Linked DNA regions of Homo sapiens: regions 2, 3 and 4 are each linked to region 1. A link is a loop called in an ENCODE intact Hi-C map of the cell type or tissue named here. Cell type or tissue: heart right ventricle. All regions are shown on one strand. Links, peaks and the distances in the headings refer to the core of each region. The heading gives the core; the rest is flanking DNA. Region 1 overlaps MTARC1 (mitochondrial amidoxime reducing component 1). Region 2 overlaps LOC105372932 (a long non-coding RNA gene). Region 3 has its middle 16 kb from the start of TRT-TGT2-1. Region 4 has its middle 130 kb from the start of LINC02817.

The links. Peaks named below come from ENCODE experiments on the same cell type or tissue, not always from the same donor. Only the 100,000 strongest peaks of a DNase experiment are listed, where the experiment ranks them.
Region 2: a loop joins it to region 1, with 10 times the contacts of the local background. A loop is called at or near these places in 56 of 110 quality-filtered maps.
Region 3: a loop joins it to region 1, with 11 times the contacts of the local background. A loop is called at or near these places in 16 of 110 quality-filtered maps.
Region 4: it touches region 1 in a loop (3-fold over the local background); 44 of 110 quality-filtered maps call a loop at or near these places.

The regions. Positions count from the first base shown.
Region 1 is chr1:220,806,245-220,813,842 of GRCh38, reverse strand. It overlaps MTARC1 (mitochondrial amidoxime reducing component 1), which reads right to left. Exons shown (of 7, transcript NM_022746.4): 7 at 1-551. The coding sequence ends at 425. Among named protein-coding and RNA genes, the nearest start is that of LINC01352, 19 kb to the left of the region's middle. RefSeq lists an enhancer at 1-1,126. In heart right ventricle, for the core only: CTCF peaks have their summits at 2,697 and 3,533; a DNase peak (open chromatin) is centred at 3,502; H3K4me3 peaks cover 369 bases; H3K27ac peaks cover 830 bases.
Region 2 is chr1:221,430,956-221,438,553 of GRCh38, reverse strand. All of the region lies in intron 3 of LOC105372932 (a long non-coding RNA gene), which reads right to left. Among named protein-coding and RNA genes, the nearest start is that of LINC02817, 98 kb to the right of the region's middle. In heart right ventricle, for the core only: CTCF peaks have their summits at 2,743 and 2,947 (motif pointing right); no DNase peak of the experiment used is centred there; H3K27ac peaks cover 363 bases.
Region 3 is chr1:222,444,792-222,452,389 of GRCh38, reverse strand. No RefSeq gene overlaps it. Among named protein-coding and RNA genes, the nearest start is that of TRT-TGT2-1, 16 kb to the left of the region's middle. In heart right ventricle, for the core only: no CTCF peak of the experiment used is centred there; no DNase peak of the experiment used is centred there.
Region 4 is chr1:221,200,103-221,207,700 of GRCh38, reverse strand. No RefSeq gene overlaps it. Among named protein-coding and RNA genes, the nearest start is that of LINC02817, 130 kb to the left of the region's middle. In heart right ventricle, for the core only: CTCF peaks have their summits at 3,840 and 4,043 (motif pointing right); a DNase peak (open chromatin) is centred at 4,060; H3K27ac peaks cover 2,350 bases.

The DNA of each region.
Region 1 (7,598 bases), core at 1,984-5,983:
ATGAACAGGGGCAATAACACATTCTAGGATATTCTTCCAGCCCACCCACTCTTCCTCTTTCTCTTCTTCTCTTTCTCTAACGAGTGGTAGTGACAGGATGCAAGTCTGCGCTCTTGGTAGATAAACGGAGAAGCAGGAGAAAGAACTATTCCATAATCAGTTAAACGGGGAGTTTTCAGAATCCTGTCTTGTCATTTAAGTGACTTACTGAAGTCCTACTAAGTTATTGAGACTATATTTCTTTACTTTTTGCACTGGGACATTGAAGCATTGAGACACCAGAAGTCCAAAAGACGAAAAATGTGAAAATCACAAATTTAAAGAAAATGTAGAGGTCTCAGTTCTGAAACACCATGCTTCAAGTGTTGTCATTTTTGAGAACATTTTTAAAAGGCATCTAATATTCCAGGACATACGGTTCCCATTACTGGCCCAGCAGGTACACAGGGTCTCCCACTTTGATGGTCCCTGGGTTTTCCAGCACAAAATACTGCCCAAAGAGTGGTGATTTTCCATATAACTTTCGTTCTGAAGGGTCACACTGGCGATAACTGCAATAGGAAAAGATCATGATGAGTCACAGCCAAGCGGATGCAAGAGCTCAACCAGCACGTGGCTTCCATCCCACACAGGGCCTCCGCACGCACAGCTCGAGAGGGCACCATCCCGTCAAAGCTCAACAGAACAGCGCCTCCTGGAGTGGGGCAGTGAACAGCCTGCCCAGCAAACAACGACAGAAGCATAAGCAATGGCCACATCCCCACATCTTTTCTCTACCTTCATGTTCCCCCTTTCGGCATTAAGACGTTAGATACTTGGCCAGGTGTGGTGGCTCATGCCTGTAATCCCAGCACTTTGGGAGGCCGAGGCTGGCAGATCACAACCAGGATGGAGATCAAGACCATCCTGACTAACACGGTGAAACCTCATCTCTACTAAAAATACAAAAAATTAGCCAGGAGTGGTGGCAGGTGCCTGTAGTCCCAGCTACTCGGGAGGCTGAGGTGGGAGAATGGCATCAACTTGGGAGGCGGAGCTTGCAGTGAGCGGAGATTGTGCCACTGCGCTCCAGCCTGGGCAATGGAGCAAGACTCCGTCTCAAAAAAAAAAAAAATTAGATACTCAATGTGTCTAGACATACTTTATCATCTTCCTTTGCCCTAGGCATCTTTCCTCCTGTCTCCTCCATGTCTGTCACCTGAACCACCATCCTAGCCGTCACTTGGGCTGGGAGCCCATCCTTTACACCACTGTCCTCTCTTCCCACAGCCTGTCCGCAGCTGCCGAGTTCCAAGGTTCTTCCTGTACAACATCATTTGACTTGGCTTGCTTTTCCTCATTCCGACTGTCACGATCTTGCTTCCAGCATGCTCAGACTATCATAATAACTTCTTAACCAACCTCTTTTCCTCATTCTCTACCTGTTTTCAATTCATTGTTGACACTGCACTATATCACTGTTTTAATTGTGTTCTGGTCTTATCATTCCTAGGCTCACAAACCTTCCGTGGCTCTCCAGTGCCTAAAGAATAACATTCCAACTATTCAGCCTGGTATGTAGGGCTCTACCTGGCCCCAGCCTGCTTTTTCAGACCTGTTGCCATCTGCTCCTTACCTGTGCCTCTGCAGCTCTCTGCTGGATTTCACCTTGCTTTGCATTGTACTGACTCGGTAAGTCCTCTGTGATTCCTGTGGGATGCTCCTCCTCCAGGTCCCCATGCTTTAGAATTGTACCTGCCTCAAGGCCCAAATCAAACACCACATCTCCCAGGAAGGAAGCCCAGGTTCCCCCAGCTACGAGTAATTCCCCCTCCTCAATTCTCTTTGCCCCTCCAATACTCACACATCTTGTCCTGTAATGTCAGGGCACAAGTTTGTCTGTTCTACAAGGCAGAGTCCCTGGAGAACAGGAACTGTGATTAATGCCCTTGTACTGCTCACGCCCAATGCCGGGCCTCCTACATCACCTGTGACCCACCATTGTTTGCTGGCTGGATTAGTATGCTCATGAGTAAAACCGTCTGTCAGAGGCAGTATAAATATGAATATTTTTGTCCAGCAGAAAATTAAAGAAGACGCAGGGAGAGGGTACATGAGCAGATGTGTGGGACTCACATGGCAAGATTCCCCCACCTTCCCCACTGGGAAGAAGTTAACCTTCAGTTTTTTATTTAATCTAACCCTAATTTTACATCATTTTTATATTTAAAACATTTTAGATAAATCATTCATTTTATTCTGCCTTGCTTTAAAAAAAAGTGAAAAAGTGACTGCAACAACTTGGTTCTAATGTTGTTCTTCAAATCAGAAATTGTTAAGGAGAAAACAGAGAGTCAAATCTAGAACCACCTTCTGGAGACCTGCAGCTCCTTCCCCAGACTGTAAACATCCTGTAGGCAGCACTGTGTCCACTTTGTTCTCTGTTGCATTCTCATGGCCTGGAACAGTGCCTCACACATACACTGTAACCACTCAAAAATAATGTTGGTTGAACAATGAATGAACAAATGAATGGATGAATGAAAATAACAAGCTGCTGATGCAGGCTTCCCTGCCTTGCCAAGAGTATTTCCTCTCTCTGTAATCAGGTTTCTGCAATGCCCTTGGACCTGACAAACCAGGCATCTCTCCTAGCCTGGCTCTCCTCTTTCAGCATGCAACATTCATGACATTCTGAGATCTATCTGTCAGAGGGTGACCTCTTCAGGAACAGGGGACACATCAGCTGCTTGTATGGGTGTTTCCGTTGCTGCCAAGCTCTGCAGTCTAAGAGTCCAGACTCTCATTATCTTGGGGAGAAATTGAGAGTTGGAGTTCTGCGCATCACACATGGATAGTTTATAAGGAACTTTACACATGTTCTCTTTTTTAATCCTTACAACCTGCTTATGTGGGAATTTGCCTTTTCTTCATTTTACAGTTAAGTCTCAGGGGGAGTAACAGACTTGCCTGAGATCACAGATCTAAAGGATCCAGCTGGGGCCAGAGCCCAGGCCTGGCTGACTTCAGAGTCTAGTGGACTCTTCCCACCCAGGATGTAACCCTGGTCGTCGACATCCTCCTGAGTACACCCACAGGCCTGAGAAGAACCGAGGGGTCTCACAATTTAGTCACCTACACCAATTTCTAGCCACTTACATTTTTCACCTATCCCTTCCTGCCAACCAAGCACAGACACACTCACTCCCCCACCAGGTAATGAGGAGCAGAGGACCGTAAAGAGCGGCTGCCCCTCTCGGCACAGCCTCCCTAAACTGCACAGGTCGGGGTGAGGGAGCTGCTTTGTGAAAGTGCAGGTGTGGTCACCGGCTCACAGGTGGCGGTCCACTCCGCTGTCTAGGAGTAGAAGCGGGAAGAGCTATGGGAGTGGAAAAGGGGTTCTCGGTGGGCCGGCCTGCCAGGGCTTTCCTACAGCTGCCTGGTTTTGCTGCGGGCTCTCACCGCCTCCTGCACCACCTCCTCTTGCTACTGCTGCGGAAGCCCGCCTCCAGGCTGTGGGAAGACTCAACGAGGTCACTAGCGGCGCCTTGTGGCACTAAGAGGTATTGCAAGCAGTCTATGAATTCGTGCGCACACTAAGTTCAACACTCTGAAACAGTATTCTTTCATACATGGGTCTTCTACGATTTTTTAAATATGTGACTTTTCATATATGTATTCCTGTTGGTATTAATAAATTAAAACTCATTTAAAATCTTCCTTAGTGCACTTTCTCCTTAAATGAACATGAAACATAACTATTCTAATGAGCAGGAAGCCCAAGACACTTTATTTAGCTTAAAACCGAGGTCTCTATTATTTACAAGGTGCAATGTAAATGGAAACAGTTTGTTACCGTTAAAGTGCTGTGCACCACAGAGGGCTGATCCTTGTTTACCCTGCCTGGTTTACGCATTCACTGGTCAACGTCCAGGCCATGACTCCAGGCAGAGTATCTGGTCACTGCCCGATCCCACCACTGGCGTTCATGGGACCATAAGTCACCAGCGGCAGAAGCCATTCCTGAGGCCTCATGACTGCCTATCTCTATGGCCAGGTTAAGAATTAAACAGCATTGTTAATCCCAATACTTTGGGAAGCCAAGGCAGACACGTCACCTGAGGTCAGGACTTTGAGACCAGACTGGTCAACATGGTGAAACCCTGTCTCTACTAAAAATACAAAAATTAGCCAGGCGTAGAGGCGCATGCCTGTAATCCCAGCTACTTGGGAGACTGAGGCATGAGGATTGCTTGAACCCAGGAGGCGGAGGTTGCAGAGAGCTGAGATTGCTCCACTGTGCTCCAGCCTGGGTGACAGAGTAAGACTCTGTCTCAATAAATAAATAAATTAAATTAAATTAAATTAAATTGAAGAATTAGACGGCATCGTGAACGTTCCTGGGAGAGGTGCCACACTGAACCTCCAGAGGCTGGCCGCTGGGCAAGTTCGTGTTAGGTTTCATTTAAAGCAGCCTCTGAGTATGGGAAGAAGTGTGGTCAGGCTTCTCCTCCTCTCAGAAGGTGTCAAGTTTATAAACAGTGACTCTCAATGACCGCAGCTTACATGGTCACTGTGTACAGTATTTTATCATCTATAAAAATCCTATATCTTGCCTTATTCCAGTCTACCAGAAGAGGTATTACAAGTCCAGTTTATACCAATAAAGAAACTGTGACTTGAAGAGCCTAAGCGACTTGCCAATGTCACACAATTAGGAGGTGACAGAGCCAGACTAGGGTGGAGAGTCTGCCTCCTCCCATGGAGTTACCACTGCTATATATTCTGTGTTTAGCTCAGCAGAGCACAGCCTGACACAAGTGGCTGCTGGCAAATGTCATTACTGTCACAGTATTCGTGCATCCAGCAAAACGTTTTTTTTTTTGAGTACCCATGCAGTAACTGTGCTATATTCTTTCCATTAGGGGCAAAATGTCATGGAAGCAACAACGGCAGACTCCAGCCATTCCTTCAACCATGGGGATCAGTGTGTACGTCACTTTCCCTTAAGAAAGAAAAGAAAAATTCCATTTTCATATCTTCCTGTTAGCAGACATGCCTCCACTGTGCCTCCCGCTGTGAGCATTTTACAGACAAAGGCTTCCCTATGCCTCTGTATTTCTTTTCCTCCCACTGCTGTACCACCGCGGGCTCTGCCTGTGGGTGACTAACATCAGGAGGCAGGGCTGGTCAGGCACAGAGGTCTCCCAGCTGAGCGCTGGCATTCCAGAAGCAACCCCAGCCATGGGCACCATGAGTGCCCAGAGGCAGAAAGTGGTGTAGCTCTGAGCAACCTGCCCAATAGCAGAGAGGCTGTGGACACCACTGTTTGCTTCCCTTCCCATGATTTATGGGATGTGGCCAGGCCTTTCTCTTCCCGATTTATGACCACCTGTCTTGGGAAGAACATAAATTACACATCCATGGCAATTTAAATCTCAGTAAGAGATAGGAGAAGACACCTAGGCTGGCCGCACTGTCTCCTGGGGTATTAGAAGCAATTAGGGCCAGATTGTTGGGCTTCACAAAGCCTGCGGAAGATCAGGGGGGTGTGCTGGCTCCTTGCGCCCCCCGCCTTCCCACCCTCACTCTGTGTTTAGGGTCAATTATCCTCCTTCTATAAACACAGGCTCCCAATGGAGGAAGGGGGGCACTGAAGATGCAGAGAACAAGCCCAAACACGTGAAGTGCTTTGCGGAGGCTGTTTCTGCAAGAGCATAAACCTTCTAAATCCAGAGGGAAGGATGCCCCACACCGAGCAACACACAGGGGGAAGAGAAAGAACAAGATGGACAAAAAAGGATGACAGCCAATTCCCCAAACCACTTGGCTGATTTACACAGAATCATCTATTTCTGTCCTGCCTCCTTTATTTTATAGGGAAGAACACTCAGGGTCTGAGTGCGGGCAGGGGTAGGAGCACAGCAGTCGGTGTGCTGCACATCCAGGTCTCCTGACTCCCAGCCCGGGATCTTCCCGCTGGCCCACCCTGCTTTCTGCCCCTAGTAGCTCCTCTGTGGCCATGGAAAACAGGAAGACTGAATTCTGGTTTGTTCTGATGGTGAGTGAGCGCATTTCAAAGAATAGCTATAACCCTGGTCCTCTCATCAATGTTCTGTCACATATAGTGACATTTCCCCCCAAAATTTTACTATGAAAATTCTCAAGCAGGCAAATGGTGAAATAATTTTACAGCAAACACCCATTTACCCGCTGCTTGAATTCTGAGCTTAACACTTGACTATATATATTTGTTTTTTTGTTTGTTTGTTTGTTTTTGTGAGACAGAGTCTCACTCTGTCATCCAAATTGGAGTGCAGTGGCACAATCTCAGCTCACTACAACCTCCACCTCTCGGATTCAAAGGATTCTCCTACCTCAGCCACCCGAGTAGCTGCAAATACAAGTGACCACCACCATGCCCAGCTAAGTTTTGTATTTTTAGTAGAAACAGAGTTTCACTATGTTGGCCAGGCTGGTCTCGAACTCCTGACCTCAAGTTATCCACCAGCCTCAGCCTCCCAAAGTGCTGGGATTACAGGCATGAGCCATCGTGCCTGCCCTTGACTATGTTTTCTTTATCACACATGTATCTATCCATCAATCCACTGTATTGTCTTTTTGCATTTCCAAGTAAGTTGCAGACACCAGTACATTTCAACTCTGAACAGTTCAGCTTGAATATTATTACCTAGAGTAAAAACCATTATTTGCTTTTTTTTTTGAGGTGAAAGTTACATGGAATGAAATATACCAATCTTAAATGCTCCACAATATTAGCTTTTTACAGAAAAGTTGTTAATGTTTTGAGTATTGAGAAACATCTCTCAAAATGTTGGGATTCCCTTAGGCTGGTCTGTAGCCCCCTCTTTGAATGTTGATGCAAATCACACCCAACGCTGTTGGAGCCAGGTAGAGACCAGCTGCTTGCTATCCACCTAAGGATTCCTTGAGTACCACAAACCCCCTTCTCCGTAATTCCCTCCACCCACCCTGTTTGACTTCCCTGCTGACCACTGTCTCTCTGCCAGGTGGCCTAGGCCCTCATGGCCACCTGCTAACCTTGCTGCAGCCTGGCCCACACTCTGGGACTTATCTCCTATAGGATGACAGGTGCTGGCCAGAGAGGTCAGGCCACAGCCTCATGCTCAGGGGTGAGGTGACAGCGGGGATGACAGCCCTCCAGCCCAGGGCTTCAGCTTGCCCAGAGATGGGGCCAGATCTGGGACAGTAGAATTGTCAGGGAGGGATTGGTTGTTGATCAAAGATGACTGAATCATTGGCCCCCAAAAAGGCCATGAGGTTGGTGAGAGGTGGAAGGAAGGGGAGGCAGACAACCTCACGTTACAGGGAATGAGTCCTGCTCCACAAAGCCTAGAGCAACCTCTCTGTCATGCGCTCGTTCATGATGGTTTGGATACAAGATAGTCACATCTCAACTGCATTCCTTCCTCAAGGTTCCCAGGGCCCTCCCTTCTACAAGATACACCTGGGGAGGCCAAGTCAGGACCAAAGCCAAGGAAGGGTCTTACACAAAGCCAAGGAAGGGTCTCAGGGGCTGTAGAGAAGAGACCTGACACCTGGCCTGTGACTCAGCATTCAATGTCAAAGGGACCAAT
Region 2 (7,598 bases), core at 1,134-5,133, 630 kb before region 1:
TGGCCAGGCTGGTTTTGAACTCCTGACATCAGCTGATCCACCTGCCTCGGCCTCCCAAAGTGCTGGGATTACAGGTGTGAGCCACCACGCCTGCCCTTATTTTGGACATTCTGATAGGTGTGTGGTTGTAGCTCACTGTTGTTTAAATTCACATTACCTTAATGGCTTGTGGTATTAAACATCTTTTCTCGTACTTTATACAGCAGTCCCCTCTTATCCAAGGTTTTTCTTTTTGCAGTTTCAGTTACCAGCAGTCAACTGTGTCCTGAAAATATTAAATAGAAAATTCCAGAAACAAACAATTCGTAAGTTTTAAACTGCACACTGTTCTGAGCAGTGTGATGAAATCTTGCGCAGCCCTGCTCCGTGGGACATGAATCCCCTCTGTCCAGTGTATTCATGCTGTATAGGCTACTTGCCTGTTAGTCACTGAGTAGGCATCTCACTTATCAGATTACTGTCACCACATCCATCGCATAGTCATTTTATCATCTCACATCATCACAAGAAGAAGAGTGAGTGCAGTATGAGATGAGGGAGAGACCACATTCACATAACTTTTATTATAGTAAATTATTATAATTGTTTTATTATGAGTAGTTATTTAGGGTTCAGTACGATCCACAGTTTCAAGCATCCACTGGGGGTCTTGAAATGTATCCCCTGTGGTTAAGGAGGCGATGGTGGGGGAGTCTCCTGTGTCTTCTTTGGTGAAGCATCTGTTCAATCTCTTTGTTCATTTTTAATTGGGTTATTTGATTTCTTATTGTTGAGTTTTGAGAGTTTGTTATGTAATCTGGATATAAAGTTCTCTGTTAGATAGGAGATTTGAAAATATTTTCTTTTAGTCTGTGGCTTGTCTTTTTATTCTCTTGGAAGTGATTTAGCAGAGCAAAAGTTTTTGATTTTGATAAAATTTCATTTTTTCTTTTTTGTATCATGCTTTTGCATCATTTAAAATTCCTTTCCTAATCCCAGATAATGAAGATATTTTTCTATGTTTTCTTCTAAAAGTTTTACAGTTTTATGATGAATACATTGCCTTTTGATGAACAAAGAAAATGGGCTACTTGATAATAGATTTCCTTCTTGGTGGTGTAGTTTGCCCTATTGATTTTGGAGAGTTGTAGGAGCCTTCTGGACAGGGCTGCATGCCTGGGAATGTCTCTTGCATCACACACAGGCAGAACCGCAGTCTGCTATCCACCATCAAATATTCAAAAATAGTCTGATAAGCAAGTGTTTTTTCATGTGTGCTAGAATCATATGATGATAATGCCTGATCTGAACCAATGCGAGACTACTTTTGTTTATTTTATCCCTACTGATGTGACCACCACACATTCAGTAATAGAACTCTTCATGTGTTGAATTAGGGGTCCTACTCCAGTCCCTGATCAGAGTATTCCACAATATTCAATGTATAGACTGTGTTACATATCTACCGTCTGAAAATTCTGAATTCTGAATAGTGGATTTGTTCACAAGGGTTTCAGAAAGAGGATTGTGCATCTGACATTTAAATGGTTCTTGTGATATGATAGTTCTCATAGTCGCAACGAGGAAGTCTTCTTCCAGTGTCCCCAAACCTGGCCAGAAGTTCACATTAATTTGACTGAGGATGGAAAGAGGGGTCACTATATTTACTACATTATTCAATCCAAATTAATATGTTTCTCTCATGACAAAGGAGGTTTCTTGATATCTTTTCCCATTCTTCTTTCTGGTGATAAAACTACTGACCAGTCAGCCTCTAAATATTGGAGAAGGCCTTGACTTTCACATGATGATGTATGTATATGAGTACACACATCGGTTAGAAACAGGATGGGAGGCCAGGGTTAGACCCAAGCAAGGACACCCCAGCCCTCTGCTTGCCAGGACTGGGATGCTGTGTGTCCATCTGGGCCAACTGGAAACAAGAAGAAAGACAGGGCTTGTGGCATGATTTGGGGCAGCCTGTGCACAGTGGCTGGCACAGAGCAAAGGCCCAATAGAAGTTAAGCAAAGGGCATTCTGACCACGATGTCTGGTCATTTCAGGTGTGACTGTGCCTATAATTGTACCATAAGGAATTCAGCCCATGCGACTAAGCTATGCCTTTCTCTGTAGTAGCTTAATGGGAAATCAGGGCATCTCCGGCACTGTAGTGTGTCACTTCATCAGACATAGAGCCAACTCACACATTTGTCCTTCTGATGCATGTCTTTCCTCCTCCTTTACCGATGCAAGTAGAGTGAGAACCCATGCTATGATTCCACTCCCTGTCTAAAACCAAGTGTACTCTGAGAAAGTTAGAAACTATTCTGTATCTGCTTCCAGAAGCTTATCTCAAGACTTAAAAATTGAAGAGAATAAAATTAATAGCCAGGAGTAACAAAAAAATAGAGAGATTTTAGCTTGCCATTTCTTTAAGTTATGTATTTTTGTCTTGTGAGGTTCAATTTGGAGAAAAGCACTTAGACACGAGGCAGGGTCGGTTCAGGGGCAGGGCCATATTTAAAAGCTCAAAATGCTTGCTTTTGTGGTGACAAAGGAATCGACACTTCTTTTTTCTTCCCCAAAGGAAACAGAAGCTTATTATCCTGACAGAGGAAATGCAGAAATTTGTAGGTGGAGATTAACCCTTACTCCCAAACACTGAGGCTCCTGTTCAACTTCTTGCTTAAGAGATTTTAGTAACTTTTAAAAATTCTTAGCATGCTACATTGGTTGGCTCTCCAAATAATTCAGAAAACTTGTGACCTGAAGCTTTCATGGAGTTGATGTAACTGTTCTGGAAATCTCTTGACTTGAACTTGAGACTCACTCACACACAGCTGCAGTATGTCCACCATCAACAGCAATCTGTACCCAGAAAGCAGTGGGAAATGGGGAAAAAACAAGAGACAACCTCAAAGAAATCTAGGTCTTTCCTGAGCTGCAGTTCTACATATTGACCACCAGGTGTCTATCTTCACACAAGCAGTCTTGCTTGGATGATGGTGTACTACTTGACTGTGGGATTATTTTAAAAATGAAAGCAATTTTTTAGATATGGGTATATATGTAAGTATAAATGTGCAAATGTAAAGTGAAGTCTCAAAGCCAAACTTAATAATTTACAATTCCTTATCTAAGTAGGATAATCAATTGAACCTTGTGTTGATCTTCTAAAGTTGTTTGGAAAAACTAATTGGGGGAGTAAATGGCCAATAGATTTGGGGAATGGTGAAAAAAAAATTGTCCTCTTCCTAAATTTTATCATGCTTTTTTTTTAAATTTCAAGATTCTTAGCATGCAAACAGGTGTATGTTCCCAGGAACATGGTTTTTGGTAAAAACAGACGAATTGTATTCTGAGCTGGCTTCTGTACTCTGTAGTTCAATTTCATAGTTCAGTTTCTATTGTAGCTTATTTTCCAGTTTCAATTCTAGGCCCTGATACAGGTGAAAAATATCTCTACCAGGAAGTGCAAGAATAAGATTTGACTTTTTTTGTCCCATAATTGGAAGTGACATTATAGTAGAATTAGATAACTCCAGTAAGGTTTAGGATGCACAATTTATGCATTTATGTCAATCTTAGAAAAGAAGTGCTCTTTTGGTCTGTAAAGAAAGGTCACCAGATTAAACAGTTTCAGGGATATCTTTTATATCTCTCTACTTTTGTTTGTTGTTCATTTGTTTTGTTTTGCTTTAAGTTACCCAAAAAATAGTTTCCATAATTTTAGGAACCTTCTGTTTTCATTCTCTTCCTTGCCAAAACATGGAGGTCCCTGAGAGCCCTAGAGGCCCTTTATATCTTTAAATAAATTATATATAGAAGAGACTTAAAAAAATTACCTAGTACAGAAGTACTTTAAGAGAAAGAACTGTACCATCCTATGCAACTATTTTAGTGAGGCCTGAGGAGGAAGAAAACATAAATATATTACATCAAAGCACTGCGTGGAGACTGAAGACTTTCCTTTTGGTTGTTATTTTTAAGTTTTATTTGGTTTCATTTATTGTTTTGATACCTTTGAAACATTAAAATAAGTTTCTCCGGTGACTATATCTATCAAGCTCTTTATTGGGTGGTGCTCTCACCAATGTTGGCTTCTCATTTCTGTTCCCTCAAATATTTATAGACAATGCTTACTAAAGCTCAGTTTGTTCCCAAATTTTGTGTTTTTTGTTTTTTCTTTTCTTTTTTCTTTTTTTTTTTTTTTTTTTTTTGAGACAGAGTCTTGCTCTGTCGCCCAGGCTGGAGTGCAGTGGCGCGATCTTGGCTCACTGCAAGCTCCACCTCCCGGGTTCACGCCATCCTCCTGCCTCAGCCTCCCGAGTAGCTGGGACTACAGGCGTCCGCCACCATGCCCAGCTAATTTTTGTATTTTTAGTAGAGACGGGGTTTCACCATGTTAGCCAGGATAGGATGGTCTCGATCTCTGACCTCGTGATTTGCCCGCCTTGGCCTCCCAAAGTGCTGGGATTACAGGCGTGAGCCACCACGCCTGGCAATTTTGTGTTTTTAACACTATTTTTTACAATACGTTCATTTGTTCATTAATTTGATCAAACTTTTTATTACTCACTGTGAACTTCATGCTGTGAATAGAATAAAAATGATTAGGAACCAGTCTCCTCTCTCAAAAAGCTATTAAGCCAGTGAAAAGAATTTTGTGAGCCATCTCCTAAATACACTTCTGGATCCTATTGAATAACGTGGAAATATGTTACGCTGCAGGCATTTGTGAAATAAAACAAATTTCTGTTTTATGTCATGTAATGTGCTTTCAATATAAAATTGTTATGTTTAGAGAGCATCGTCACTACAATACATGAAATAATAAGTCATGTTTTTGCAATGGAGGTGAAACATAGTGATCTACATGTTTACATAAAATTACCATGCAAATTATATCTCCAATATTATTTATTAAACTAATGGATGTGAGCAGAGAGGTAAGGACTGATATCAATGTATCTATTATATGAAGAGGAAAATAAAAATTCACTTTGCAAAATTATTTTCACTTGGCTTTAGTTGTCTGGATATAATTATTTTACTTTTATTATTATATTTAAGTCATTGCATCTGTTTCCAAAATGTTCTGTAATGGAAGTATTAACAGGAAGCAAGTTCTGCAACTGAAACCGCTTTCTCTCCTACCATAGCATCTATGGTGATGAATGAACATAGGAAAAGAAATAAAAGCAGTAGAAATCTGGAAGGAAAACTTCTAAATGCTTAGGTTAACTGTGGCTAGAATGAAATGGAGAGGAACCACCTCTCTGTTTCCTTTGAAAACTATTCTTAAAAATCCCAGAGTGCATGTTATAACAATTGCCAAAAGGCTAAATGAATGGGTTTTTCATTAGGCAAGATAAAATGGTGGAGAAAAATTTGTTTTTTTTTTTAAGGATGTCAATACTGGTCTAGTTACTATGCTTTGAAAAGAAATCCAACAGGTTCATATTGCTTCATAAAACTGTGAAAATAACAAGCCTGCTTAAGTGGAAAGGGCCCCTTTAAAGTCTGAAAGATAACTTCAAGGTCAAGGAAGTTCTTTGTATTCTTTCATTTATTTGCTGAGCTCTGACTAGTTTGCTGACTATAAACCTTTACATTCATCTTGCTATTTTCCACTTAAGGTGGTCATTTGTTTATTAATTCACTAAATATTTATTGAATGTCAGCCAGCATTCAATAATGGGCATGTAAATTAACAGATATGGGTCTTACCATCAAGGGGCTCCTTATCTAATGTGATAGCAAATGGGTCCCTCAACTCATTAAAAATATCGAATTATTGAATTATAATAATGTGAACACAATTTCAGCAGTTCAGAGGGTTGATCCTGACAATCACCCATAAGTGGATATTTAAGCTTGTCCATAGTGTTTAACTAGTTTTTTGATAGCCATGAGGTGGTAGAAGGCATTTTAGGAAAAAATAAAGAATACCATGAAAAATCATACAGCATGTAATTATATGCTTGCAGACAAAGCGTAGAATAATGTAGCTGGAGCATATGTGCATGGAACAAAAGTAGCAAGAGATGAGGACAGAAATAGTAAATTAAAACTAGGTTACGATAATTCTTGATAGCATTACAAGGAGCAAAGAACTCATTATGTAATAACTACATTTACAGAATACAGTTAAAAAGAAAAAAATCCTACATCACAACTTTATCACTGAGGACTCTTCAAATTCTAAGTAACTGAGCACCTAGGCCAAATAGCTTAAACAAAAAGAGAACTAATTGGTTTGCATAAATGCATGTGTAGACTTCAGGCATAGCTTAATTCAATGACCAAATGACATCACCAGGACCAATCTCTCTGTCCTGGGTTTGCTCCATACTAGGGATCTTGGTATTAATGCCTTACCTCACTTTGTTGCCATGACCTTAAAAGCACACTTTGAGACTGACATTATCCAGATGGTAGAGTATGAAGCCCCAGACACTTCTTTCCTCCAGTGGAAACACTGATTCAACAATATATAGACCAATTCCCTTTATGATAAAGTAGAAACCAGTTAAGAGGCTTCTGCACCCCAAGTGAATGCAGAAATCAGCCATATCAAAGCCATTAGAAAAATTTATGGCACCTTAATACCATAATCTCTCCCCTTGTCACAGCACCACACATTTGGGAAGAAACTCCTAGCTCCCAGCCTCTCCCTAAGGAGGAAAAAAGAAGTTTCAGCTGTATGTCCAATGTTCTGACTTTTTGGGAGGTACCTGAGGGACTGGCTTCTGTTTCACCTGTCTCAGAGCACTGATTGGAGCCAGCATACTCTAGATTTCTGGGAGCCACTGAGAACAAAATAGAGATGGGAAGCTTATTGCTGCTTCAGAGGGCTTACAGTAGAGCATATAGGGCTGAAGTGGCCTCTCAGGGGAGAAAGAGAAGAGTGGAATATATATCAAGCTTTCTGACTTTTCATCAGCAACTGGTTTTTGTCTAACTCAACTTGGGGTGCTGATGGAACAAGCATACTCTAGCTCTTTGGGGGAAGCTGAGAACAAGAACGAGCTGGGAGCATGCTGCTGTTTTAGAGGACCCATGGTACAGCAGACAGACATCAGAGGGAGCCAGAGATTATGAGCTCCTAAAAAAAGAAACAAGCAAATCTCTATAATTAAGAATCTACATGCAAAAGTCCAAAGAAGACACATCACAGAAAAGATTTGAGAGGGCTCCAGAATCCCCAGCCAATCTTAATGATGATATCATTCCCTGTACAAATCCAGTGTGTACAAATTGGGAGAGGTGGTTGTTTTTTCAAATGTGTAAGTACCAGCGCAAAGTTTAAAAAAGCAGGAAGAAACAGGGAGAAATGCTCCAATAAAAAAAAAAATAAACAAATCTCCAGAAATCAACCCTAAATAAATAAGTGTATGAATTACCCAACAAAGAATTCAAAATAAACTTTAAAAGATACTCAATGAGCTCATACAAACAATGACTGAGCAAAATAAGAATTTCAACAAAAAGATACAAACAAAAACAATAGAATAAGTGTTGGAGCTGAAGAATGTTGTAAATGAACTGAAAAAAATAACTAATATTGTAAACTAAAATTAGAATCCTAAGCCCCCACCCCACACTAACTGAATGGA
Region 3 (7,598 bases), core at 2,460-6,459, 1.6 Mb before region 1:
TAGGAAGCTGATCATTTGCCCATCATGTAAGTGCCAAGTAATATGCTAAGAAACTTTGTGTCACCTATAATCTCGTATCCTCAGCCGGTCCTTATGCAACATCTATTATTATCCCAGGTTCGTAAGATGATCATGTGTCACTACCACCCAACAAACCTGTTTTCTCTTCTTCCTGGGAATACAGCTAGACCAAATATTCCAGGCTCTTTAGGTGTGGCCATGGGTATCCCTTCCAGGCCTGGCTTATACAATCTCCCTGGGCAATCTCTCCTCCTCTTCCCCTGTCTGCTGAATGTTGATGAGCAAGGTGACCATTGTGGCTAGCTACTGGGGGCTTGTCTTTGCCCTGCTTCATCCTCTGGATTCCAACAGGGACCCCAGGCCCTTGCCTTAGCAGGGAAGGGACAGGAGGCAGCAGAGACCAGTGTCTGGACATCAGTGATTGTAGCTTCAAGGGGAGCATTGGAGTCTCTCACAGGCTGATCCATGGACTGCAGGTGCCACCTTATCTGTACTCAGGGTATTTGGAGAAGGGAATTATGGAAAGAGACTGGTCATCCTGCTGCTCTGGGCAGGTAGGGGCTCAGTGTGGTTATGGTTTGAAAATTAAAACAAACATCTTTTACCTTTTTTTTTTTTTTGAGATGAAGTCTTGCTCTGTCACCCTGACTAGAGTGCAGTGGCACGATCTCGGCTCACTGCCTCCCAGGTTCAAGTGATTCTCCAAGATGTGATAATTTAGTTACCAAATGACGGCAGTGAGAATGAAAATCAAGGGACAAAAGATGATCAATACTATGGGGTGAATAAATTACTACATTTGGTGATTGATTCAAGATTTAAGATGTCACGAGTATAGCTTAGAGATAAGTGATTAGGGATCTAAGGGAGGAGTTCAAGAAAACTCTCTGCTCGTCCCAAGCCAAACTCCCTATGTGTGCTATGGTTCCTAAACCCTCCCTCCAATCAAGTGTTTGCTTCTACAATTACTTCTTTTTCCCTGACATCTTCACATTTTCCTTCTCCCCTGGCTCATACTCATCAGCATATAAATATGCTGGAATCTCCTAACATAAAACGCCTCATGTTAGACTTAGTTTTAACTCCTGCTCCATTTCTCTGCTCCTGTTTCTCTTAAAGCTCCTGAGAAGGGCTGTGTGCTCTTGCTGTGTCTGCTTCATCCCTCACTTCCCATTCTCTCACGGGTTCCCTCCCATGCACCACTGAAACTACCCTTGTCTCCTCTTTCGAGCTCCAGGTTGCCAAAGCCAATGGCCGATGCTGTCTTCACCCTACTGGGGCCCTGGGCTCCGCCGACTCTTCTAGGGATGTTTCTTTGCTTTGCTTCTGGGAAAGTGCACTCCTGATTTTCTTCTAACTTTCAGGCAGCAACAGCTCCTTCTGTCTCCAGGCTGCCTTTTTGTTTTTTTTTTCTGTTTTTGGTTTGTTTGTTTGTTTTTGAGATGGTGTCTCACTCTGTTGCCCAGGCTGGAGTGCAATGGTGTGATCTTGGCTCACTGCAACCTCCGCCTCCGGGTTCAAGTGATTCTCCTGTCTCAGCCTCCCAAGTAGCTGGGATTATAGGTGTGTGCCACTACTCCTGGCTAATTTTTGTATTTTTAGTAGAGACGGGGTTTCACCATGTTGGCCAGGCTGGTCTCGAACTCCTGACCTCAGGTGATCCACCTCCCTCAGCCTCCCAAAGTGTTGGGATTACAGGCGTGAGCCACCACACCTGGCCCAGGTGTGGTGCCTTTTCATTCTCCTCCAAATCTCTGAATGTCGACACATCCCGGGACAGGTCCCCTGCTTCTTTTCTTTCTCCAGGTTCCCTTACTGAATGAGCTCATCTTGACCCAGAGTGTTCAATATCTGTGTGAAACACTATAAACTCCTAAAATGGTAAGAAAAAGAAAAGAAAATGGAGGCCTCCCCGCCATGATCTCCTAAGCCTGTTGTATTTTTGTTCATAGCGTTCATCACCACCTGATGTAATATTTTATGTTTATTTTTGGCTTACCGTGTGGGTTCCCCCATCCATGAGGACAGCGGCCCTGTCCTGTTCAATGCTGCAGCCCCCGCCCCTGGGCAATGCCCACACAGGGTGGGCACCCAGTCTGTTCTTGTGGGATATGTGACAGAACAGAGCCTGGCTCCTGATGAGGAATGTGAGTCAAGGGACAAGCTGGTTTGGGAAACTGGAGACTGATCCTGTGTTGGGCCTGCTGAGCTGCAGGCCACCCAGGTGGAGTTCCACATGCCGCTGGACATTCCAGGCTGCAGCCTGGGGGAGGCCTGAGTTGGAGATGTGTGTCCTCGTTAAGGTGCTGCTGGGCTGGGCATGGTGGCTCACGCCTATAATCCCAGCACTTTGGGAGGCCAAGGTGGGTGGATCATTTGAGATCAGGAGTTGGAGACCAGCCTGGCCAACATGGTGAAACCCCATCTCTACTGAAAATATAAAAATTACCCGGGTGTGGTGGCACATGCCTGTAATCCCAGCTACTCAGGAGGCTGAGGCAGGAGAATCGCTTCAACCTGGGAGGCGGAAGTTGCAGTGAGCTGAGATTGTGCCACTGTACTCCAGCCTGGGCTACAGAGTGAGGCTCCATCTCAAAAAAAAAAAAAAAAAAAAGTTGCTGCTGAAGCCAAAGGGTGTGTGAGCCCCTAGGACCTAGGGGATCAGCAGCTGGGGCCTGAAGTTTGGGAAATGAGGTGCAGGTTGGGGCTGAGGAACAATGGGAGCACAGAGATGTTATCTTGTCTGGGAAAGAAGGCAAGAGGTTCAAAACAGATGGGCTGGCTAGCAGTTTGAAACATTGTAGAAAATCAAATAAAATGCGCTGAATTTGGTAATTAGGTCATTGGAGAATGCAGCTGAGTGGAGCAGAACTGATGATATTTCAGGAGCTTCAAATATTGGAGTATTGCAGGCTATTGTGACGGGGGTTTGATAAGAGAAGGAAAGCAAGGTATAGGATGGCAGTCTAAGGGGGCAGCAGTGTGTGTGATAGGAAAGGTGTTTTGTCCCTTAACGTTGGGGAGGCCTGGGTATATGTGACACCCTGCTCATCAGAGCTTCTGAAGACCTAGGGTACACAGATGAGCAAAACCAACAAATTCATATAACAGATTATTTACATCAACAAGTAATATATATGCACTGGCCTAAAGAAATCAACAAATTTATATACCACAGCATTAAAACAATGTTCTGCTGGGTGCAGTGGGTCACACCTGTGATTGCAATCCTTTGGGAGGAGAGGAAGGAATATCACTTGAGCTCAGGAGTTTGAGACCAGCTTGGGCAACATAGTAAGACCCCCATCTCTGCAAAAAATAAAATAAAATAAAAATGTTAGCTGGGCATGGTGGCACACACCTGTGGTCCCAGCTACTCAGGAGGCTGAGACAGGAGGATCTCTTGAGCACAGGAAGGCTGCAGTGAACCATGATCATGCCACTGCACTCCAGCCTGGGTGACAAAGCAAGATGCTGTCTCAACAAAACAAAACAAAATAACCAAAATACCCCCCAAAACAGTGTTCTGTAACTAACAGATTAGCTCTATGGTTGATTATAATCTAAGTTCTTAACAAATTGATGATATTTATGAATCTTAGCCACACCCAACAGCTGAATTTTCTCCTAGAGTTGTTAGGAGCTCAGGTGTGAAACTGTTTCAGATTACAACTTCATTACCAATTTGACCCAAAAGACTCTTTTCTGAGAGAGGGGGTCCACCCAGCAGGAATTTTCTCACTTGATTGAGAGTAAGGTGTTAAGGCCAAACACTCTCACTTAGAGATAAATTGATCAGTGAAATGGATGTGCGGGTTTTGATTCATTCATACCAGGGCTTACTCATTAAGCCAATATGTGCCTCATCTATTGAATTCCTACTATATGCCATACCCTTTAAAAGACATTGTGGATGATCCAAAGAGGAATTAAAAATGGTGATCTCTGTCCACAGGAAGACATGAAAATGCCTAACATTTTTGTAAGCTCTTTGCTTTGCAAATCCTTTCTCACGTGTGATCTGAGAGATGAGTTTTATTATTATCTTAGTTTTTGTCTGGGCACAGCAGCTTATGCTTGTAATCCCATTGTTTTGGGAGGCTGAGGCAGGAGGATTGCTTGAGCCCAGGAGTTCAAAGCTTCAGTGAGCCATGATTGCACCACTGTACTCCAGCCTGGGCAACAGAGCAAGATCCTGCCTGTCTTTCTGAAAAATCAAGAAAAACCTAAACCAAAAATTACCTTAGCTTTTATAGTTGAGGTTAAGTAAACTGCTTAAGTTTGTGCAGGAGTAGAGATTGTCCTAATAAGTGGAAGAGGGGAAAAGGCTGGAGGGAGGAAAGCAAGATTGGGGAAGTCAGAACCAGGGGAGGATAACCTGAGCCCAGGAAAGAGGGCCTTTGGAAGGGAGAGTGGTTGGTCTTCTCAGATGTGGTGGAAGGAAAAAGGATGGGGATAAAGTGGAGGAAATGGGGACATTCATTCTGTGGCCCCCAAATCATGGTGAAATGTGAGATGAGATGGTAAGCTTTATGAGAGAGTGAGAGTTTTAGGGAGGGCAAGGCAGGTTTCACCCCAGCACTGTGGGCAGTGGGAAGGCCTCAGCAGAACCACAGGGAGTCTGGTGGCAGTTAGGTGCTTGGATTCACTAGAAGCTCGGTGACCCTGGAGCAGGGATGGGGGAGCAGCATTCAGGACTGCAAACGGGCACTGGGTTCTTCCCTTTTTCTTGATTATTAGATCCTATGGTGAAGACATTGGGTTTTCTCATTTAAAAAAATTATGTGTTGGTTTGTGCAGTGCATAAACTAAGTACAAAATAATTTTTGTAGACGGTTCAATTTATGGTCTCCTAGCTACCTTTTAAAAACAGGCTCTGGTGATGAGAAGCCCAGAGAGCTGCTTTTTCCTGCTTTTCATCCTAAGTTTTCCTTTATTCATTCCACACTATTTAATGACTTCACACTCAGTGTGAGAGATGATGCTGTGGGAAACATAAAAATGAATCAGACACTGGTTCTGTCCTCAGGAAGCTTTAAGCTATGATTTGAACTTAAAAGGATTAAGTGCTAAAAGAGAGGAAAAAATGAAGTGAGGAGGAGGGGATGGTCACGTCCATGGGGGATAACTGGAAAAGCTTCATGGAGAGTTGGGCCTTGAAAGAGTTTGGGTTTGGCCCTGCAGAGGAAAGTGTGCTCTAGCTGCACTCAGTAGGTGTTTATTGAATGAATGAATAAAAGCTGAATGTGATGTCACCTAGTAAGGTGATCAGAAAGGAGGACCGAGTCCAGATAAAGATAACAACAAGCTTGTAACACATATCATGCCCCAGACACTGTTCAAACACACTTTTATATATTGTTAACTTGATCCTCATGACAGCCCTGTGACACAGGGGCCATGATTTCCAAGTTTACGGATGAGGAGACTGGCCCAGAGAGGATAAGTAACTTGCCCAAACGTTCACAGTTTGTGAGTGGTGAGCAGAGCTTCGACTCTTGGCCACGTTATTGGAAGACTGATGTCAAGAAGTAAGCATCCTTCCTGTACTTTTGTCTGCTATCATCAGCCTGATCCACAGACCTGAATGCACAAGCCCTCACCTCCACTTTGATCTCATTACTGTATGCATCCTCTCTCTGGTTAATGCCTCCCATGCCTATGCTCACTCTCTTTCCCAGGCTGGAGATGGCATTGGGAGGCTGCAGGTGGCACCAGGGACCTCATGGGCAGAATCCCAGGGGAGCACAGGCTATTGCTGGGCAGCTCACTGCAGACTCAGGCAGTGAGTGGTAATTGCAAATAACTACAGCAACGGGTCTTAGTTTAACCTTGCTCATTTCCAGAGTTCCGCGTTTTTGATTTTGTAGACTTTGCAGCATGGTATTAATGCCAAAATAATTTGGATAAATATAAGCCCCGCAAACTCCTTGGCCTATGGTCAAGTTTTTCCTTTTCTGTGGCTAGTTTTTTATATGCACTGATGAATAGGCCAATCTGTGTGCCGATATTAATAAGATTCACCACAGCGATGAAAATGCTTCATCATGCCTCTGCAGGTCAGAACTTGGGGATGGGGTACTGAATCGACAGGAACAACACTGACGTGTGTCAAAGGACTTGTGTCTGGAAAAGGAAAGGGAACCTAAGAGGGTCCCATGTATTTGGTGTATATTATAACAGCTTATGCTGGACCTATGTCAAGGCACAAGGACCTTCTGACATCTAAGACCTGGTAACATCACTCCATCTGGCTTTATGATTGGGCTTTAACAGTGACCACCAACATGAGGACCCACCATATGCCAGGAACAGGGCATGATATTGGAGAGCTACCAATGCCTGAGGCTTGGACCCTGCCTCGGGGGAACCCAGCTTCGCAGAAAAGATAGTTACATAAATGCACGACTCATGCTGCCATGTGCATGGACTGTCCCAGAGGTGGGTATAGGGTGCTCAGGAACACAGATGAGGGGACATGAGGAGGGAGGGAGGGCTGAGATGGCTACAGAGAGGAGCTGACCATTGAAGGATGGTGATATGGTTTGGATATTTGTCCCCTCCAAATCTCATGTTGAAATATGATCTCCAGTGTGTTGGAGATGGGGCATAGCGGGAGGTGTTGGGTCATGGAGGTGGCTTTCTCAAGAATGGCTTAGTGCCATCTCCATGGTGATAAGTGAGGTTTTGCTCTATTAGTTCATGCAAGAGCTATTTGTTAAAAGGAGTCTGGCACCTCCTCCTCTCTGTCTTATTCTCTCTCTTGCCTTGTGACACACCTGCTTCCCCTTCACCTTCTGCCATGACTGTAAGCATCCTGAGGCCCTCACCAGAAGCAGTTGTTGGCATTGTGCTTCTTGTACTGTCTGCAGAAACATGAGTCCAAATAAACATCTTTTCTTTATAAACTGCTCAGCCTCAGATATTCCTTTGAAATGCAAAATGGACTAACACAGACGGGTAAATGTGATTGATTTTGTGTTAGTGGATTTACTATTTAGTTTGAAGGGTCTGCTTGGGATAGTATGATGTTCTACATGAAGTGACTGGGTGAAAGACAGATATTCATACGCAGATTTATCACAATTTTTGTAGTCTGAGTGCCACAGTTTCCTCATGACTCTTGCCACTCTCCCTCACCCCAACCTCCAAGGACCAAGAGTCAGGTGATCCTAGTGGTTTGATTCCCACTTCTGTGGTGCAGAGGGCTGGACTCAGGCATGAGTGACCCAAGGAAGGCGGGGCCCTTGTCTCCAGAGTCTTGTCTAGAGCTTGGTTTCTACCTCCCTGGAATGGCTATGAGGAAATTGGTGAGGGAGTCCCCTAGAGAGTACCTAGCTACCTCCATCCTAGTCTCTCAACTCTAATAGGATTGGCACTGCTCTAGGCCCTGGGATATTACTAAGAGTAGAGGAATGCAGCTGGAGAGAGCTGGGAAGGGGAAACAAAGATGTGCAGAGGGGGATTTTGATGCCGAGCCTTGGTAACATTAACCCTTATTTTCAAAGCCCCTTTTCTTTCCCACTCATCCACCTCTCCAGGTCGACACATGTGTGCTGTGCATCTGACCTAGCAGC
Region 4 (7,598 bases), core at 1,807-5,806, 390 kb before region 1:
CCTTCCTCTGGAAGCTTCATCCCAGAGGGGCACCCACTGGATGCCAGCCAGAGCTCTCCTGTATGAGGTGTCTGTCTACTTCTTCTGTGAGGTGTCTCCCCATCAGGAGGTATGGGGGTCAGGGACCCACTTGAGGAGGCAGTCTGTCCCTTAGCAGAGCTTGAGCGCTGTGCTGGAAGATCCACTGCTCTTTTCAGGGCCATCAGGCAGGAAAGTTTAAGTCTGCAGAAGCCACGCTCACAGCCGCCCCTTCCCCCAGGTGCTCTGACCCAGGGAGATGGGAGTTTTATCTATAAGCCCCTGACTGGGGATGCTGCCTTTCTTTCAGAGATGCCCTGCCCAAAGAGGAATCTAGAGAGGCAGTCTGGCTACAGTGGCTTTGCAGTGCTGCAGTGGGCTCAGCCCAGTCAGAACTTCCTGGCGGCTTTGTTTACACTATGAGGGGAAGACTGCCTACTCAAGCCTCAGTAATGGTGGACGTCCCTCCCCCCATCAAGCTTGAGCATCCCAGGTTGACTTCAGACTGCCGTGCTGGCAGCAAGAATTTCAAGCCCATGGATCTTAGCTTGTTGGGCTCCATGGGTGTGGGATCTGCTGAGCTAGACCACTTGGCTCCCTGGCTTCAGCACCCTTTTCAGGGGATTGAACAGATCTGTCTTGCTGGTGTTCTGGGTACCACTGAAATGAAAAAACAACAACAACAAAAAAAAACCTCCTGCAGCTAGCTCAGTGTCTGCCCAAATGGCTACCCAGTTTTGTGCTTGAAACCCAGGGCCCTGGTGGTGTAGGCACCCTAGGGAATCTCCTGGTCTGTGGGTTTCGAAGACTGTGGGAAAAGTGTAGTATCTGGGCTCAAATGCACCATTCCTCACAGCACAGTCCCTTGGGGCTTCTCTTGGCTAGGGGAGGGAGTTCGCTGACCCCTTGCACTTCCCAGGTGAGGTGATGCCCCACCCTGCTTCAGCTCGCCCTCTATGCACTGCACCCACTGTCTAACCAGTCCCAATGAGATGAACTGGGTACCTCAGTTGGAAATGCAGAAATCACCTGCCTTCTGCGTTGGTCTTGCTGGGAGCTGCAGACCAGAGCTGTTCCCATTAGGCCATCTTGCCCGGAATCACATTTCTTCTTTTAGATGAAGACCTGGCTTATAATTTCTGCCAAAGAATATGGATCAGAGTATTTGATCACTGACTATTCTGACTATTCTTAAGGATGGCTACTCTGTGATATTTAGCCATCCATAGACTTAGAGAGGTTTGTAAGTTATCAATTGCTATGTAACAAATATGCCCAAAACTTAGCTGTTCAGAATAACAAACATTTACAATCTCACAATTTCTATGAGTCAAGAATCTGGGCATGGCTTAGCTGAGTGCATTCTGGTTCCAGGTCTCTTGCAAAGCTGCAATGATGGTATGAGCTGGGGCTGCAGTCATCTCAAAGCCTGACTAGGGGAGGATCTGCTTCCAAGACTGCTCATGCGACTCTTGGCAAGCTTCAGGTACTCACTGGCTGTTGACCAGGTTTATAAGGGTTTATTTTTTATTTTTAGGTTTTGTGGGTTTTGTTTGGTTGGTTGGTTTTTGTCATCTGGGCATCTCCCCATAGGGCCATATACAATATGGCAGCATACTTCCCAAAGCCTGAAGGCTCCCAGAGAGAGAGATCCAGAGAGGGCATCCAAGACAGAAGCCACAGTCTTTTTCTAACCTAACCTTGTTAAGAACATCCCATCGTTTTCTATCATGTTCTATTCATTAGATGTAAGTTCAGTGATACTGAAGAGAACAGCGTCAATACCAGGAGACAGGGATAAGTGGGGGACATCTTAGCAGCTGCCTACCACACAGTACATGACCTAAAATAGCAGCCTGAAATATCAAAACCTCATACAATTAATATATAAAATGAAGTTACTTCTGTTGCCACTGAAAAATACCAGCTGAACTGAATTTAGGGTGATTTACGTACAGGTAACTTATAAAGGCCATAATCCAAATGATCTGCCAAATATTGGAAACGAAGTATAACAAATTCCTTGTTATCATCACTATTAAATTAAGAGACTAAAGAGAAATAGTGTATTCATTCTGATGCATGGGTCATGCTCCCTTGTTATGGTTACACTTCAGTCATTTGGTGAATGTAACAACTTGACATATGAACTGCCTTTGAGAGAAATTTGGTTGAGAAGCCTCAGGACTTCATCTCAGAACAATTTCTCACTGAACATACACAGTATAATTATAACAAATCTTACCTCAAGTCATTGTGTGTGTGTGTGTGTGTGTGTGTGTGTACGAGTAAGAGAAAGAGGAAACAGTTAACCATATTCTGTATATGAGGTTGAAAATCCTTTCAACATATTGCAGCCATCAGCTTCATATTGAGATAAAAGTTCACCAACCACAATTCAGAAATTTATGGATCTTGCCATGTCCTTCTAGATTGATGGGAGTTATAAAAGCCAAATGCAATTTAGAAATAGCAAAAATAGTCCAGGTGCAGTGGCTCACGCCTGTAATCCCAATACTGTGGGAGGCCGAGGTGGGTGGATCACCTGAGGTCAGGAGTTTGAGACCAGCCTGGCCAACATGGAGAAGCCTCATCTCTACTAAAAATACAAAAAAAAAAAAAAAAGAAAGGAAAAGAAAATTAGCTGGGCGTGGTGGCACATGCCTGTAGTCCCAGCTATTCGGGAAGCTGAGGTAGGAGAATAGCTTGACCCCCGGGAGGCAGAGGTTTCAGTGAGCCGAGATTGCACCATTGCACTCCAGCCTGGGTGACAAGAGCAAAATTCTGTCTCAGAAAAAATAGCAAAAATATTATTTAAAAAACTACAAAGAAGTACTAGTCTATCAGAATTTGATTTCTTAATCTATTAAGGAAGTTTACTCTCTCTAATTTGATTTGTGACTTAGAATTATTCTAGGACATTTTAGAAAAAGGCTAATACAAGCACAATACACTTTCCTACAGCTACAGTGATATCACACTTTATAAAGTGAGGTGCAACATGTTTGGGACTCACCATGTTATCTTTGTTAAACCCAAATACACAAAAGCATCCAGCCAGTAAGTGACAGTCTGGCTACCTGTCCTAACTACCAGTCACTTTTGTTCATCCACATATTCACATTTTCCTTAACCAGGATACTTACTGTCTCTATTTCTGTATGACATGATTACAACTCTGAGAAGGCTTTTGTTCTCTAGTATTTGGAATCCTTAAAAGTACTTCACTTCGTTGTTAGAAATGAAGCAAAATTGTAGTTAAGAAAATTGTTGGGACTATAAAAACATTTGGCTCCTTTTCCCTGATCCAGAAGGTACTGTGTGTTCTTTGGATCTCAGTCAACATTTTGGGCAGTTCCAGATAAGGTATCCAATAACTTCACTTTGTGTCCCCATTTTTCTTGCCCTCATTCCAGAAAAAGTTGGATAGCTGCCTCCCAAATAATTTTATTGTGAGGGAAGTTATTATGAAAACATACTCCACTGGTTTTCACTGACCTCCAAAACACACTCCCTAATTAAGTGCAAATGGGAAACTGACTTGGGAGCAGGTTGTCTCTGATTTTGGACTTGGGAGAAGTATTAAAGTTTATGAACTCGATACGCAAGCTCCATCTGCCAAATGAGGAATTTCTTATTTCATTTGGTGACCACACTGAGATTATATAATGCTCCTCAGAAAACTCTGAATGCTGAAGATGCGTAAACCATCTGTCTATGTTGAAAGGTCAAAAAATGCACTGCCCCCACAATGTGTCTCTGGGCATAACTAATTATTTATCCAGAGAAATTTCATCATAGAGTTGTTGGGGTTTTTTTAACATTGAATTTCTACATAACCATAAAATTTTACAGTACTAAAGAGAGAGTGATCATATTCATGCTCTCACATCCTTTTACAGGAGGCTAGGGTTAGTCAGCTTTAATATTTAAAGAAACCTGAAGACCTGGCACAGAGAAGTGTGAGAAGCAGAGAAAGGAAAGCAAACAATTTCAGCTCTGCCATCGCATCTTTCCCTCCCCAGCCAGCAGGGGGCAGTAGTAACAGAGGAAGTGAAGCTGGCTTACTTCTGCGACTGAAGATCCAGAAACAAGGAGAAAGGGTGAAAGTTGCATGAGGTTTCTCTGCTCTCCAGTGACCCACCCCAGCCCCCCACCCCATTGGTGGGAGTAGACCTCAGGTGTACTTCTGAATTCCAGTTCTCCCATGGTACCAGCTTAAGTTATGACAGATAATTAACTATGTTTTGAAACCATGCTATAAGCCAGGCACTGTGTTAAGCACTTTACATGCATTTTTTTATTCCATCCTTTAGCAAAGTAGGCTAAAGTAGGTTTTGTTATCATTTGTGTTTTAAAGATGAGAAAACTGAGGCTTAAGAGATTAAGTAACTTGCTCAAGGTTACCTAGTTAAAACTCTAGCCACTAACTAGTAAAGAAAACTGCAATATTCATCTTTAACCCAGGGATTGAGTCTTATGTTTATTTAATTTGTTTTTGTGTATTTTTTCATTTTCTAAATTATTTAATCTGACAAAGATGCAGGTATTTTCAGTTGTTTTAATACTCAAAGGGTAATACATGTAATACACAATTATCAGGTGAATTTGAATGCATCAGAGTAATTCAAGAGAAGGAAAAATTTTCCCCAAATTATCAAATTTGCTAACAATGGTGATACTACTGAGTAATGTTATTAACTCAGATATTGTACAGTCACTCTTTCTTTTAGTAGGGTAGCTACAAATTGGATTTATATCATTTGTTGCCCTCTGTAGTCATTTTGCCAAAATGAAACACTCTCAGTTCAGGGTTTATAATCAGACAGACAGTGTTCTCATATCAGCTCTGTGCTTCCTTCTCTGAGCCTCAGTACCCTCATCTCTAAAAGGAATCATTCATACTTTAGGACTCATTTGATGGTTGTGAAGGTTAAACAAGCTAATACAGGTAAAACATTTAGCCTGACTCTGGCATATAGGAAGTAGTCTATAACTGCTATTATTCTGACTCAATGTCAAGCTTGGAAAACAAGTAGAGAATTCAAACAAATGTCCAGCTATTTTGGTTCTGGGTGCCAAAAGTCCAGATGTTTGAGAAACCTCAATTAATAACTATATTTGTTGGTGCTCACTGGTGTAGTTGGCACAATGTGATCACAGGTTACATTTGAGGGCAAGTGGGGGTTAATGTTCTCCCCATTCATGCACAGTTGTCCTTTGTTAGGAACTAAAAATACAAAGGTATAAAGGTTTCCCTTTCTATGTCTGCCGAAAAGATTACCGACAGTCAAGAGGCAACTTTTTTTTTAACAAGCACTTAAATTCCTTTTAAAATCTTAAATGAAAAAAAAGTATTTATTTCCTATACTTTCTTTTCAGCTTTCAAATATATCAGAAAAATCTAAATACAATCCAGTTTTCTTCACTCTAGTCTAATCCTGAGCAGCCCAGCACTGAAAATAAAGATATCCTTTATTTATAAGCATATCTTATAAATAAAAGTTTACCAACCTCCCATAGAGTTTGTGTTTCCAGGATCTTCATTGTTAAATCATTATTCAAATCATAAAAGTTGGGAAGAGACACTTATCCTTTGCAAAAAGCAAAATACAGCAAATGCATCTCCAACTCCTTTGAACTGTCTGGGTTATGTGAAAAGGATAGAAGTGTAGCTGATTCATCCACACAACCCATCTGTTTTCTGACTGGTATCAGTCAGACACCAGTCATATACTACCCCCTAAGTTCAAATGGGATTGGAGTTAGGAGGTCTAGAAACTAGTCCTGATTCTGTGACCTTGAGGAAGTCCTTCAACTTTCCTGGGCCTCAGCTTCCAAGCAAATAAAAACAAAAGGTTTAGAACATGACATAATTGCTATTAGTGTCCTGTTAAACCCTTGTCTTCTATAACCAAGATCTGTGGTTACTTGATCCAGTTGGGGGTTGTAAGATGAGGTAGACAGTCGTCAATATAGTACCTGAAGTCTACTCTTTCAGGGATAGCTCAGAGGACAACACATCAATTTCATGTTTCTCAGACAGGTACATGTGACCTCCTGGATCCTGGCCATGCTGATAGTGAATATGCAAGGCCCCAGATAAGCATAAATTATCTTCCTGGTGTATTAATTATTCTTAAAAATGTTTGAGGAAAATTTATGTTTGTGTTAAAAAGAATAATTTATTGTATAGATTTTTAAATTCTCACAAATGTGTAAGGTAAAACAGGAGGCAGTAAAGGTATTTGTCACTAGGGGTGTGGCTTCTTTAATACCTCTGACATCCTCTACAATAAAAGTACTTTGGTGAAAACGTATGTTAGATAATCAATGGTCATATTTGGAGAGTAAATACACTATTGCTTAGCTTTCTTTCTGAGTCCATGTCAACTAGTGAGTGGGAATTTTGTTCTAGAATGGTAGAGAATCCTAGGATGGGATGGGGATCTAGTGAAGGCCTATAGAGAATGAAAGAATCCATCAAAACTGGTTGTTTCTCAGTTTTTTCAAAGGCAGACTCCTGGACAAGGTGGTTGTCTTTGAAACACCGTTCTCTGAGACTGTTTGCTAAATCAAAATTTATCCCCTGAGTCAGCTTCTAAATAAGTTTTGTCATCCCTGAAAACCCAAATTAATGTTATACAAAACCATAGGAGCTATCCTCCATAACTGAATCATTATCTTACTGGTAAAACTGCAAACTCATATGGTGTTTGCCTTGTACTCTCTTCTACTCTGCTAGGCAAGCATATCCTATATAATTTTACTCCCAGTTCAAACTCCCACAGGATCTGAAGCCCGTTTCCTTGTCTGGTGGGAAGGTGATGAAAATGCTGCTGAATGGTGTGCAGGTGAAAAAAAAAAAAAAAAGTGTGTGTTTTTTGCTTGTTCCCTCCAGAAATCTCCTAATGGGAAGGTTAAGGGGAGGGGCTAGGCTACAGGCAGGTAAAACTATACACAGTGTGGAACAAAGCAGAATTGCCTGAATTAGCCAATGAGTATAGGCCACAGCCTCTTATCCACTTTCCAAACCCACAAGTTTCTTTATTACTCATTTGGTTGACAATACTTAACATGGTCTGAATTCATTTGGTAGTGACACCTGATCTGAACTGATGTGAAGCTATTTATAGTCTTTATTTGAAAAACCTAATGGGAGCATCCATTGATTCTGCTACAGAAATGTCTATGTGTTTGACTACAGGTTGATGCATCAAACCCCACTGGGGATTTTAATACAATATACCATATATTTGCCATATTAGCTTGCTGAGATCCCAAAATTCTGAATTCTGAAATGCTAGCCCAAAGTTTTCATATAAGAGGTAATGAGCTTTTACTACCCTGGCTACCACCTGAAACAGTGCAAATAGACTAATCCTAATCCCTCACATTCAAAGCATCTTCCTGGATGTGACCTCATTTAATGCTAGGATGCTGTGTGAATGGGCAAGAGATAGAGGCATGGCCTGGAAGAAGAAGTGACTGCCCAAGCAAGTCTCCTCAGCAAAGCAGGATGGGGGTGTGGTCATCACATTCTAGGCCCAGCCAGACTGAAGCATTCATTCAATATTTAT